Linked DNA regions of Homo sapiens: region 1 is linked to region 2. Evidence: chromatin contacts called from ENCODE Hi-C or POLR2A ChIA-PET data. All regions are on one chromosome and are shown on one strand. Each heading gives the region's core, a stretch centred on a gene start or an enhancer-like site at or near the end of the contact. The rest is flanking DNA. Distances are from core to core; before and after follow the strand shown. Region 1 overlaps FBN1 (fibrillin 1). Region 2 overlaps FBN1 (fibrillin 1).

Region 1 (4,694 bases), core at 2,115-4,614, 53 kb after region 2:
TCCTCAAAAAAAACCCCAGGCTCTGGGGTAAGTATCCTTGCCTAATAAAGACTCTCTTTGTCAGCCCATGTTTGCACCTCCTACTTCTGAAAAGTTCCCTTTCAACATCTGATAATTCTACATAAGGAATGGTATTCTGAGAGATCCCACAGTGTTCTTTCGGGAGATGTTTTTCTCCTGTACAGAAATACCTATCACCGATGCGTGCATGCCATGATGTCTTGGCATGTCCTCCACAGCTAAAAGCCAACTGTACTCTTTATTGTTGGAGCGTGTCTGCCCTAGTGCAATCACCTTTTCCTCCGACCCACTTCATTTTTGGAAAGGTGGAATGATGAACTCTGGAAAGAGGACTGCTTTACTTGAGATTAAAGAGAAAAATGCAAAGAAAAGCCATTCACTTTACTTCTCAAATATTTCTTTCACCTAAACACGTGCTTAAGGGCACATTCTTCAAGGTACTTGTGGGATACCTCTAGCCCCAAACCCAAATTCATGGGATTATAAAGAAGAGCAGAAAGCCTAGCAGAGCAGAGGTCAGAAGAGCTGGATTTTGGTCCTCTTCTGTAACTCAGTGGATTGTCTTCAATAAATTATCCTAAACCTGAATTTCCACATCTGTTACAGGATGTTGCACTCATCTCTCAGAAGGTTCTGTGAAGCTCAACTGAGATTATGCATCTGAAAATAATGAAGTGTAATTGAAATGTAAGATGTATCTTCCTTCTCTTTCTCCTTCACAATGGGGTCATTAACAATATATCTAACTCCCTGGGTTTCCTCTAACGTTAGAAAGTTTTTGAAGTCTTTATATTCAGCTTTATATTCAGACTGCCCATATTAAGATAAATTATTTTTAAGTGAATCCTAAATTAAACACTGAAGCATCTTTCAACTGAAGAACCTAGAAGAAGATTCTCATTAAATACTGATTCTTCCTAAACAAATAAACTAAGACTCAGAATAGCATTAACTGACATCCTTAATTACAAAAATACTTTTGGCTTTGAATTCCCGGTTCCATTCCATATTATTTATTTACACTATAAACTATAAAGTTCAATATTTAAAGGTTTGTTAATTCTAATTCGTAAGTGATCAAAATCCTTCACTGTATACCACTTTCTTTTTCTTTTTCTTTTCTTTTTTTTTTTTTAGAGACGGAGTCTCACTCTTTTGCCTAGGCCGGACTGCAGTGGCACTATCTCGGCTCACTGCAAGCTCCAACTCCCGGGTTCATGCCATTCTCCTGCCTCAGCCTCCCGAGTAGCTGGGATTACAGGTGCCCGCCACCGTGCCTGGCTACTTTTTTTGTATTTTTAGTAGAAACGGGGTTTCACCATGTTAGCAAAGATGGTCTCGATCTCCTGACCTCGTGATCCACCTGCCTCGGCCTCCCGAAGTGCTGGGATTACAGGCGTGAGCCATCGCACCCGGCCCACTTTTTTAACTACCTACAATAGTCTTCACTGAGCCTACACTTCAAAGTAATGTGGTTTCAGATGCAAAGTACAGGTAAGCATCATTTCCAGAGTCATGAACTCAGAAACCAGTGATCCAAGGGATATACTCTAGGCAGGCAGAAGCCATAGTAGTAACACCAGAATAAGTCTGCCAGACCTTAGATGCATGAGATGTGCGATCTCAAACTTGCCACTATCACGAGCCCATAGGGACTTAGGACTTAGAGTTCTAAGGACTTAGGGTTGGGGTGAGACAATTTGGCTAGAGGATCCCATTTGGGCTCTAGCAGTTGGCACAGAATATCCCACTATGACTAGCAGTGATACCTACCCTGGGCTGAGCTTTCTCAGGTTCACTTTTCAGGGGAGTGGCATCTTCACTCCTGATCTCCACAGGTGTTTTTGCAAGGACCTGTCCTTCTGGCCAATGTCAGGGTATGCTTAGAAGACATGGGCTACAGTTTCCAAATATGTGCAAATATTGTTCTTTTCTCCACCACTCAGCTTGTATTTTATAGTTCACGGCATATGGGGCCGATTTAAGAGCTCTGGAAAAATAACTGTGATGCTAGTGATTTAAGGAATAGTTGCATATCAACAGAAACTACAGTTGCTGCTTACTATTTGAAAGACTGTCAAAGGAGTGGCCATGGACCCTATCGGACATGCTGAATTTTGGAGTGTGTGTCTGTACCTGAAGCTAAGTGCTCAGCTATATCTTGTTAACTTCATTTTTAATAATCGTTAATAAATTATTATTAGAAAAATAATGAGCTCAGTATTTACCAAGACAGATCCTTCCTGTGGCATCCAAAGTCATTCCACTGGGACACTGACACTTGAATGACCCCCTAGTGTTAACACACAGGCCATTTTTACACACTCCTGGGAACACTTCACATTCATCTATATCTAAAAAGAAAAAAAAAGTATAAAGTTAATATATCTTTATAATATCATTCTACCTTATTCTACTCATAGAGTCATAATTATTCCCCATTTTGAACCTGGTAAGTTCATAAAACTAGTTTGCCTACAAGTAGTTTGTGTAGAATTTCTAGGGTGCCTGAATAGCAACCAGAACGAGCCCACCTATTACTAAATATGTAAGAGTTTCTCCATTGGTTTCAGGGAATAACTTTTGAGTTGTAGAGACAGGCAGCTGGTGTGAGTTCTTGGAGACAGCTCTGGTAGCTGCGGACATTTCAGGTAAGGTTCCCAGCAATATAATTTGCTTTATGAGACCAGATGTCTGGAAATGAGTAGAGAAGCAAAAACCTGGTTTTTCAAACTAGCAAAGAAGAAACAGCTTGAAGTTCAGCATAGAAAAATATCCCACCAAGGAATATGTGGGCCAGTGAAGGGTCTCTTTTAAGAAGTTCTGATAAATCACCAGAAAATGTACAATCAATTCTAACTCAGCCATGGTCTCAGGCTGTTCTGTCCATGCTTTGGTCTCAGCTTGGGTTGAGGGGAATTAAAAGATACTCATGTTCATTCATTCATCATTCATCCAATCTCTCTCAAATGTACCAGTCCTTCCCAGTTTGCCTAATGGAGAGCAATATGTTCTCTGCACTTAATTTGGAAAAGTATTCACCACCAAGTTAATCAAAAGAAAGGCACTTACTTGCCAATGCCAAAAAAAAAAGAGGGGGGAACATTAGCTAAGAAACTCATACACACTGTGTCTCTATTTAGAAGAAATAACTTTCCACAACAGGAATGTTGAAAAAATATTCTGAATCTTTCCTTGTAAGAGAGATCAATGGGGAGAGGGTGGAATCTACCTTTTTGGGTTTTTTGTTTTGTTTTGGCCACTTGTACAACAAAATATGCTGCTGAGGTCAGATAAGTTATTAACAGCGGGTCTGGACCAGAGAAAGGCCAAAGGATTCAGTCATCATTTGGAAAGCAAGACCTTGGGTGGGGGTTGTAGTGTGCCTCTTTGTTTTAACAGGGAAAAAACTTCATTTCATCCCACATATGGGACTAATTGCTGTTTTTAAAATTTTTCAGCTGCTGTGTCATGTCAGGTTGTGTTAGTCACCATGACCTATGTCTATCTGAAACTCCAGGAGAAAGAATCACAGCAAACTGAAGAAACTCCATGCAGACTTTCAACAAAGAGAAAACAGAATGTGTCCTTCTAAATCACCCATGACTGTGAAACAAACAAATAAAAAATGCCAGGACAAACCAAAGAAAGGCAAATTTTACAGACTCATCAAAAACTTCCTGTTTTTCTCTTCCTGATAGCATTTTGAAAGTGCAGTCTCTCTAAACTGCGATCAACCTAAAACATTTTCAGCCACCCACCCTGTCCTTTGGACATAGCGTTCTGACACTAGCAACAGTATATATATGCTTGTGAAATTAACAGCTGTTCCGTTTTGTAGTTCTCATTATTTTTTTTCTCTGCTGCATATTTCTCCCTGTGAAGTTATATGACAGCTTTATCCAGTCCGAGTTAACACAAACATTCATTATGCACACAAAAATGTATGGTTTATAAGTAATCAGAAATACCTTCACATTGTGTTCCTTTAATTCTTGAGTACCCTTTACCACATATGGGATCTGTAATAAAAAGCGAAAAACAAAACAGAAAACAAATTTGAGATAACAATATCCAGACTTTGCAGTTCTGACATAGTGTAAGAAACATGAAAGATGACCTGGAACATGAAGTAGATTGTGTTGCTATAAGTATGAGATAACAAAATGTTTCTGCGATTGCATAGGTGAGGAAGAACAGTAATGAAATGTCTCCTCAAATAAAGCTCAATTCCACTAAGATACTCCAAAAGACACAGACGTGCCCTATAGATCATGTTAAAGTGATAGCTAAGAGGGAAACTGAAGGTAGCTTTCTCTCTTGCTGTTCACCTGAAAATAGGAATCACACTATAGAATTACTTTAACCTGAATATAGAAAACTCAAGTCTATAATTTGGAGATCTCATGGCCTCCAGCATTCACATAAATTTACACATTTATATATTTAAACATTAAATCAGCAAAACCATGAGCAAGGTTCTCAAACCTCAAGTTCCCAACAGATTTAGAAGTTCACCAGAAACCCTTATGAAGTTTAGTCATGAATACCGGTTTCTTTACATCAATTAGCTTTTTGAAAGATAATCTGTACCTATAAAAAGCTCAGAACCCCTAACCACAAGGTTCCCAAGAGAGCTGGCAGGCACTGGTGCTCCAGGGAAGCAACACAAA
Region 2 (6,391 bases), core at 1,077-3,576:
CTTTCCTACTGAGTCCGTATTGCACCATAGCAAATAAAGAACAACCCACTATGTTATATATGTTCTCCTCTCAGGACCACAGCAATACTCCTTACGTGATTCTAATGGTAACTGAGCTGAGATTGTTAAAGTCATGGGTATCTTTTGTATAGTGAGATCTGATGAACAACTCTATGAACTTAAATTTATTACTTCTCATTTTAGTCACTATTTCAAAGTAACCCGATGTGAATCCAATAAAATCCAAAACTGACAGTTTTCAAAACTGACATCTGTCAGTGACTTCAGGATTGGAAAGTCCACAGAAGGAATCATTCACAAGATTCCTTCATTGATAGCTCTGCTTGCAATATCATGTTTAATGAGCACACTAGAGTAAGAGAATCCTCTTAGTTCTAATATTTACTGTGATATCACACTTTGTGGTTTATTCTGTGTCCCCTAAACTCTGGAACTAAAATAAAATCCCAGATCACAGGCACAGAACAAATACAGAAGTGGCAACTTTGTAGATGGGCAAAAATACAACACAAGGGTTGGTCACTGAAGCAGATACTCCCGGAGATGCTGGCTACAAAATGCAAGTGGGGCTTTTTGTAGATTTTACACACACACACATATGCAGAGCTGTGTCAATGTTAAATTTTTAAAAGAAGCTTGTTTAGCTCAACACAGAGAGGGAAGGAAGAGGAGGGCAGGGCTGTGGGTGGGTGGGAACAGAATAGTCTTTCTTTGAAAGAATATATTTCAATATTGATTATTGCTTTGATGACTCCAACAAAGAAGATGGGATCTACTTCCTATAAAATTCTCCAACATTGCTTGACATAATTTTGGAAACGGGCTTTTCCATTTCTCATACAACACATTGACTCCAAAAAGTGAGCTCAACCAGAGGTATGGACTGTGTTTTCCCTCGAACTTGACTTCTTAAAGCCTTCCAAAACTCCTCTCATTACACAGAGGCCACAATCTGCAGGTTTAAAAGAAATGCTTTCATACCCATATTGTACTATTCTTCTTTCTTTATATCTGACCACCTCTGCCTTTTTCATTCACTTCCATCACTGTTTTTCAATCCCAGGAACCATACTATCATAACCACCTAAGCACTTCTGTTAAGACAGTCTCACCAGCTTTTATTTCATGACAAAGAAGACAATGTAGGAATAACAGAGTTGCCAGAGATAACAAAGGAAAGGTTTTCATGAATTAAAGTTTCTATCTATCTATCTATTATATTTACCAAGTTATGTAAATCAAATTCAGGTAGCCTCCCCAGTAAACCTGCTCAACCTTTCATGGCTACCAACTCATCCAGATAAATCATCTCTCTAATTTCTATTCCACTTCCCCATCTGTTGTGGCAAGGACCTGGCAAGCACCTTTCAATGAATTATCCTTCTGAAGGTCAAGAGCAATAAAAGTCAATCCTGCGGCATCTCTGCCACCCAAATGTTTGCTTTGCTGAGAAACTTCAAGACTGAACAAATTCTTGTTTCTTGGAGAACACTTTTGATCTCTTTTATTCTTCAAGTTCTTTGTCACATATAATGTTTTGTATTTATCAGTCTTGTTTTTGTTATTTATGCCTCCAACTACCTTTAGATATAATTCAGTGACTACTCACAAAAATGTCTCAACAAATATATGAAAACTTAACTCTGCTTTGTCTTCCAGTTTGTAGTGTTTCTTTAAATATGTATGTTGTAATATTGGTGTATTAAAATTCTCATTCTCTTTTCCTTTAATAGCTGACTTCGTCCCAGACCCCAGCTCTATCTCCCCCACACCACTCCACCCCGAAAAAAAAAAATCTTGGCATTAGACAGAGACTCAAATGCACGAAGTCTTGAGTCAGTCTAAGTGGCAAATTCTCTTCGTTGAACTTTGCAAGTGGGAGTGGCTCATTTACACCTGTGGTCTTTTGTGCCAGGCTCTGTCCACCTGAGTCCCATGGCATTCGCTTTTTAAAAAACATTATCCACGGTTCTGTGGAATTTTCTCATTTCATGAGCAATAGAAGTCTGACTCCTAATTTGTCATCTTACAAGAAAAACCCAGCTCTCAATTTCCTGGCTCCAGCAAAATCTGTGCTCTGTAGGAGACTTACTTTAGCTTGTGGTGATTCTCTAGAATTGGCTTATTAATCAAGGGTGTCTTGCATTGGGGAAGAGAGCTGTGCTTGCCCACATACTTCAGGACTCACTGGGATGCCTGTTTACCAGTCCATCTGCAAAGAGCCCTTAATGACCTCGAAATTTCATCAGAACTACAAAAGTCACTTTCCCTGCTTGCATTCCTCAGTTCTGGCTCTGCCTCCTGGAGCTGAGCATGTGGCAGGGCTGCTCACAGCTGGGCTGATTCTTCCTGCAGCGTTAGCTTGCTCTGTGATGGGCCAGTGCAAATTGAATTAATAGCCTAGGAGTTTCCTCTGGCCTGCCACATCGGCAGATTCACACCTGGTTTCTCACTGCTTTCTTTCCAAATTCAGGCCAAGCCAAAGGCACACAAAAACAAGGGAGTAGGAGTTAGAATTTATCTGACTGGTCTGTACCATGCAGAATATCTGTTCGAATTAAGCACCACCCTGAAATCCACACAGACCACTGACAACTACCAACAAGCTGAAATCAACCGGAGAACTCTCAACCCTCTCCTTCTTACTTCCCAAATAACTAGTTGAAAAGTAAAAAGTTAATCAGATCATTAGAATAACAACAAGAGTCTACAAAGGACTCAGAAACTAACAAAGCTTTGTCACAGTAAGGCTGGTTGGGCAGATATTATTGTTGTTTAAAATGAGGAAATTGAGCTTCCAAAAGATTAAATGACTTGCTCTAGACTAAATATGGCAGGGCTGGGACCCCAAACTCAATTTTTTGAACCTTAAATGATATCCAGTGCCTCTTCCATATTTGGTAATACGGAAGCAAAACCAAAAAACCATGAAAAAAAAAAAAAACCCAACTCAACATCAAAACAACAGTAACAACCAAACAACAAAAGCTACAAGTGGAAAAAAAAGAAATACATGTGTTTGTTTCATCTCCCTTCCCCGGAATTCATGAAACTAGTTTGTGTATGTAGATATCCATACACAACTGTATTGTTTAGAAAAGTCTAAACAGTTTTCTGGGACTTAAGTACATACTGTGTTATGCCAAAGTTCAGGATCCTTTTGATTTTTGTTTAAAATTTGAAAGTCATTGGCAAACCCTTGAAAATCTTTACTCAAATAGTTGACAAGTATTATTCCTAAAAATGAACAATGGCCCAGCAAGAATCCTGATCAGTTTAAATTTATTTTTGTTTTCTTGGAGAATTTGTGATATAAGGGATGGTTACCATATTGTGGGGGCAAATGGGTTAATGTGCAGTTTTTCAGTCTCAAGTCTAACTTTGGACCCACATTTTTCAGCTTATCTCTTCAGAGGTAGGGGATATGTAGCTCAACTTCCCCCAGGCTTTGCTGTTTCGGTGGCTCAAGGTGTTTCCCCACTGATGGGCCTATCAGCATTTGTGTTCTTAGTGGGAGAGAGGTTTATGTGTCAGTACAATTGTATAAGCAACCATAACTTGATGGATGAGTTTTTAACCTTAAAAGTGAAAATGAACCTTCTGACATATGGTTATCATTAGACCTCTGGGTGAATGAAAACTCTCCATCTTCCTGTTCACAAAGAAACAGAGCTTTGCCATGTTTGAAAAATAAGACCACCACAAATAAACATGCAGCATTGAAAGCCCAAAGCCTTCAAAGACACTTACCTTGGCACCTTCTTCCACTGGAGGACAAGGAAAACCCTTCTGGACACAGACATTTGAAGCTGCCTTCAGTGTTACTGCATGTGCCCAGGGCACAAATTTCTGGCTCTTCGACACACTCATCAATATCTAAAAGAATCACATGAGTCAAACAAAGTCAAAACACGATGGAGACATCATCAGGTACCAAACACACAATGTGGACACACAAAGGGCAACTGAGTTTCCAAACTCTTACAATAATAAAGGTATTTTTCTGTACCATAACACTGTGGACTGGACTTCTAGGTTGTCATGACTTCAAAAGAATTAGTTTTGACAGTTATTGATATAAAAATGGAATGTGCAACTGCCTTCTAAGGGGTGCAGTGACAAACGTCTCTTACCCAGACTGAGTTGCTTGGCTAACTAGAAAAGTCAGAGTAATTTCATAGTACCCTAGGCCAGGAAAGAAGCATGAAATTCTAGAGTCACACTGCACCATTGTTCAGGAAGCAGAAATGCTGAGACTTTAAGCACATTGCTAGTGACTCACTCAATGTGAGATCTAGGCCTTTGATCCAAATTTACTCCCCTCCAACCACCCACAGAACTTTTCCCAATACCCTATGCTATAGCCCTAAAACTGTGAATTTTACAAGAACACTAAGACTCATGAAAATAAGTATAATCCTATGAAGTGCAAACTAACGATATCATAGAAGATGACGCTCCTGATTTGTGGGTTAATCTTTCTGAAGACACAAAAATACCTTTCTTGTACAGGCTTTTTCTTTCATCATATAGACAATAGGAAACTGTACACTTAGAATTGTGGCATGTTTTCTTTAGTATATTATACATCTTAGCTCCTGTACAGTGGTAGTTAAGAGTAGCCAATAAGAAGTTTGAATGGCTTGAGTAACCATATGTCCTAGTTTGCCTGGGGGAGCCCCAGCTCATGCCAGTTGGCCTGACTTTATTGTTAATAGTGCCCTTTTCTACTTTCAAAATTGGCTTGGGTTGGTCAATAAAACATACGATTACCTATGGAAAAATATGCCCACTCTATTCCAACAAACTCACTTATCTTTCCTCCTGACTTTCAGCAGGAATTTTTAGTGAACAAAGTGGTAAGTCTTAATTCTGAGCCATGCTACTTTTATGAGAATACTTTTTTATTTTTTCAACAAAACACAAAATATCCTTGTATCCTGGGCTCTTTATTTTTATATTTGTGCAAAGGTTTCTACTCACACCAAAATGTACTTGCATTATACAACTTTATTCTCAAGAGGCCCAACTAAGGAAAAGTTGAGAAATTAACCTTATTATCTTGACTTAATATTGTAAATACCACACAATAAATATTCTAGAAATGTGCAATGCCAAGTGATTCTCTTTCTGTGCAACGCAAAATCAGCTTCTCCATCATGCCATGTTATTGGGTTGCATTTATACCTGTGTTATGTTCCCTGTGGTTTATTAATGAATCTGATCTTCTATTGCCGATTGAATTACTCCATTCTGACACTCCTTCCACCCCTATATCCAACCTTTTCTTAATATAAAAGTTAACTTTTGTGAAAATGCTCAAATGTTTTCAGTTGTTTTTAATTATTACTATGACTATTTATATTATGGTAGAAATTAGCCTGTACATGCCAACTTATTAGGATAGGGCCAAATATTGTAGAATGGGCACATTCATTGACTGTGCAGTTATTTTTCTTTCTATATATATTCTGTTCAATTTAGCGAACTTATGTATTGATAATAAAGCCAATTTTTAATAAAAGTAAAATAACATGCTTAAAAAATTTGCATCTAGACAATTTCAATAAGGTGTTTCCATTTTAAATATCACCACTTGATTGTTACTTAAATTGGATATATAATAAAATTTCTAATTGACGATATTAAAAGTAGAGAAAATTCTCATTGTGGATTAGATGCAGACCTGTTTAAAGTCAGGGGTGTGAACTAGGTGACTTCTTGAAAATCCTTTCAACCCTACTTATTTATGAAATTCTAGCAATTAATGTCCTTCACTTAATGATATGACATATTTGTTGAGGTTAAAGGAAGGCCCTTGGGAGGCTGAGGAAGGAGGATCATTTGAGGCCAGGAGTTTGAGGCCAGCCTGGCAACATAGGGAGGCCCCATCTCTACAAAGAATTAAAAAATCAGCCAGGCATGGTGGCACATGCCTGTAGTCCCAGCTACTCCAGAGGCTGAGACAGGATGATCACTTGAGCCCAGGAGTTCAAGCTTACAGTGAGCTATACTCGTGCCACTGTACTTCAACCTGGTGACAGAGTAAGACCCTGTCTCCATTAAAAACAAACAAACAAAAAGGAATGTAATACTGTAAAATTTGCTGAGAATTTATTTGAAATAAGACATTTCCACTGCTCTATAGGTAAAAACAAAATAGACAAACGATATAACCACATTCATCCAACCTTGAATGTGGTCATTTAAAGTTTTTAAATGGAATCAGGAGCTATTTTTAGCTGCAAAGAATCGCCACTTAAAAAATGTAGTTCGGAAATACTGGGAGTAGGACACAGCATTCCTAACAAATGTGTGAAAGCACAGTGGAAAAGAGTCAGGATCATATGATCAGTCATATGCACAGAAC

What was found. A loop is a pair of places that touch in the nucleus more often than their neighbours do. ChIA-PET counts read pairs that join two places held with the same protein, here RNA polymerase II (POLR2A). Pooled maps may share reads with other maps.
Region 1: a loop to region 2 is called in a map of Right ventricle myocardium superior, with 2.4 times the contacts of the local background. The contact joins two enhancer-like sites. A Hi-C loop is called at or near these places in 3 of 168 maps with a recorded cell type or tissue (Right ventricle myocardium superior, cardiac septum and heart left ventricle) and 1 of 50 pooled maps. POLR2A ChIA-PET finds 5 or more read pairs at or near these places in 3 of 52 experiments (A549, AG04450 and Panc1).

The regions. Positions count from the first base shown.
Region 1 is chr15:48,490,212-48,494,905 of GRCh38, forward strand. FBN1 (fibrillin 1) reads right to left here. Exons shown (of 66, transcript NM_000138.5): 23 at 3,993-4,043; 24 at 2,250-2,375. Among named protein-coding and RNA genes, the nearest start is that of FBN1, 150 kb to the right of the region's middle. Within about 2 kb of position 3,365, at least 3 of the 41 ENCODE cell types and tissues checked have a DNase peak (open chromatin) inside an H3K27ac peak, as active enhancers do.
Region 2 is chr15:48,437,950-48,444,340 of GRCh38, forward strand. FBN1 (fibrillin 1) reads right to left here. Exons shown (of 66, transcript NM_000138.5): 50 at 3,772-3,897. Among named protein-coding and RNA genes, the nearest start is that of DUT-AS1, 110 kb to the left of the region's middle. Within about 2 kb of position 2,327, at least 2 of the 41 ENCODE cell types and tissues checked have a DNase peak (open chromatin) inside an H3K27ac peak, as active enhancers do.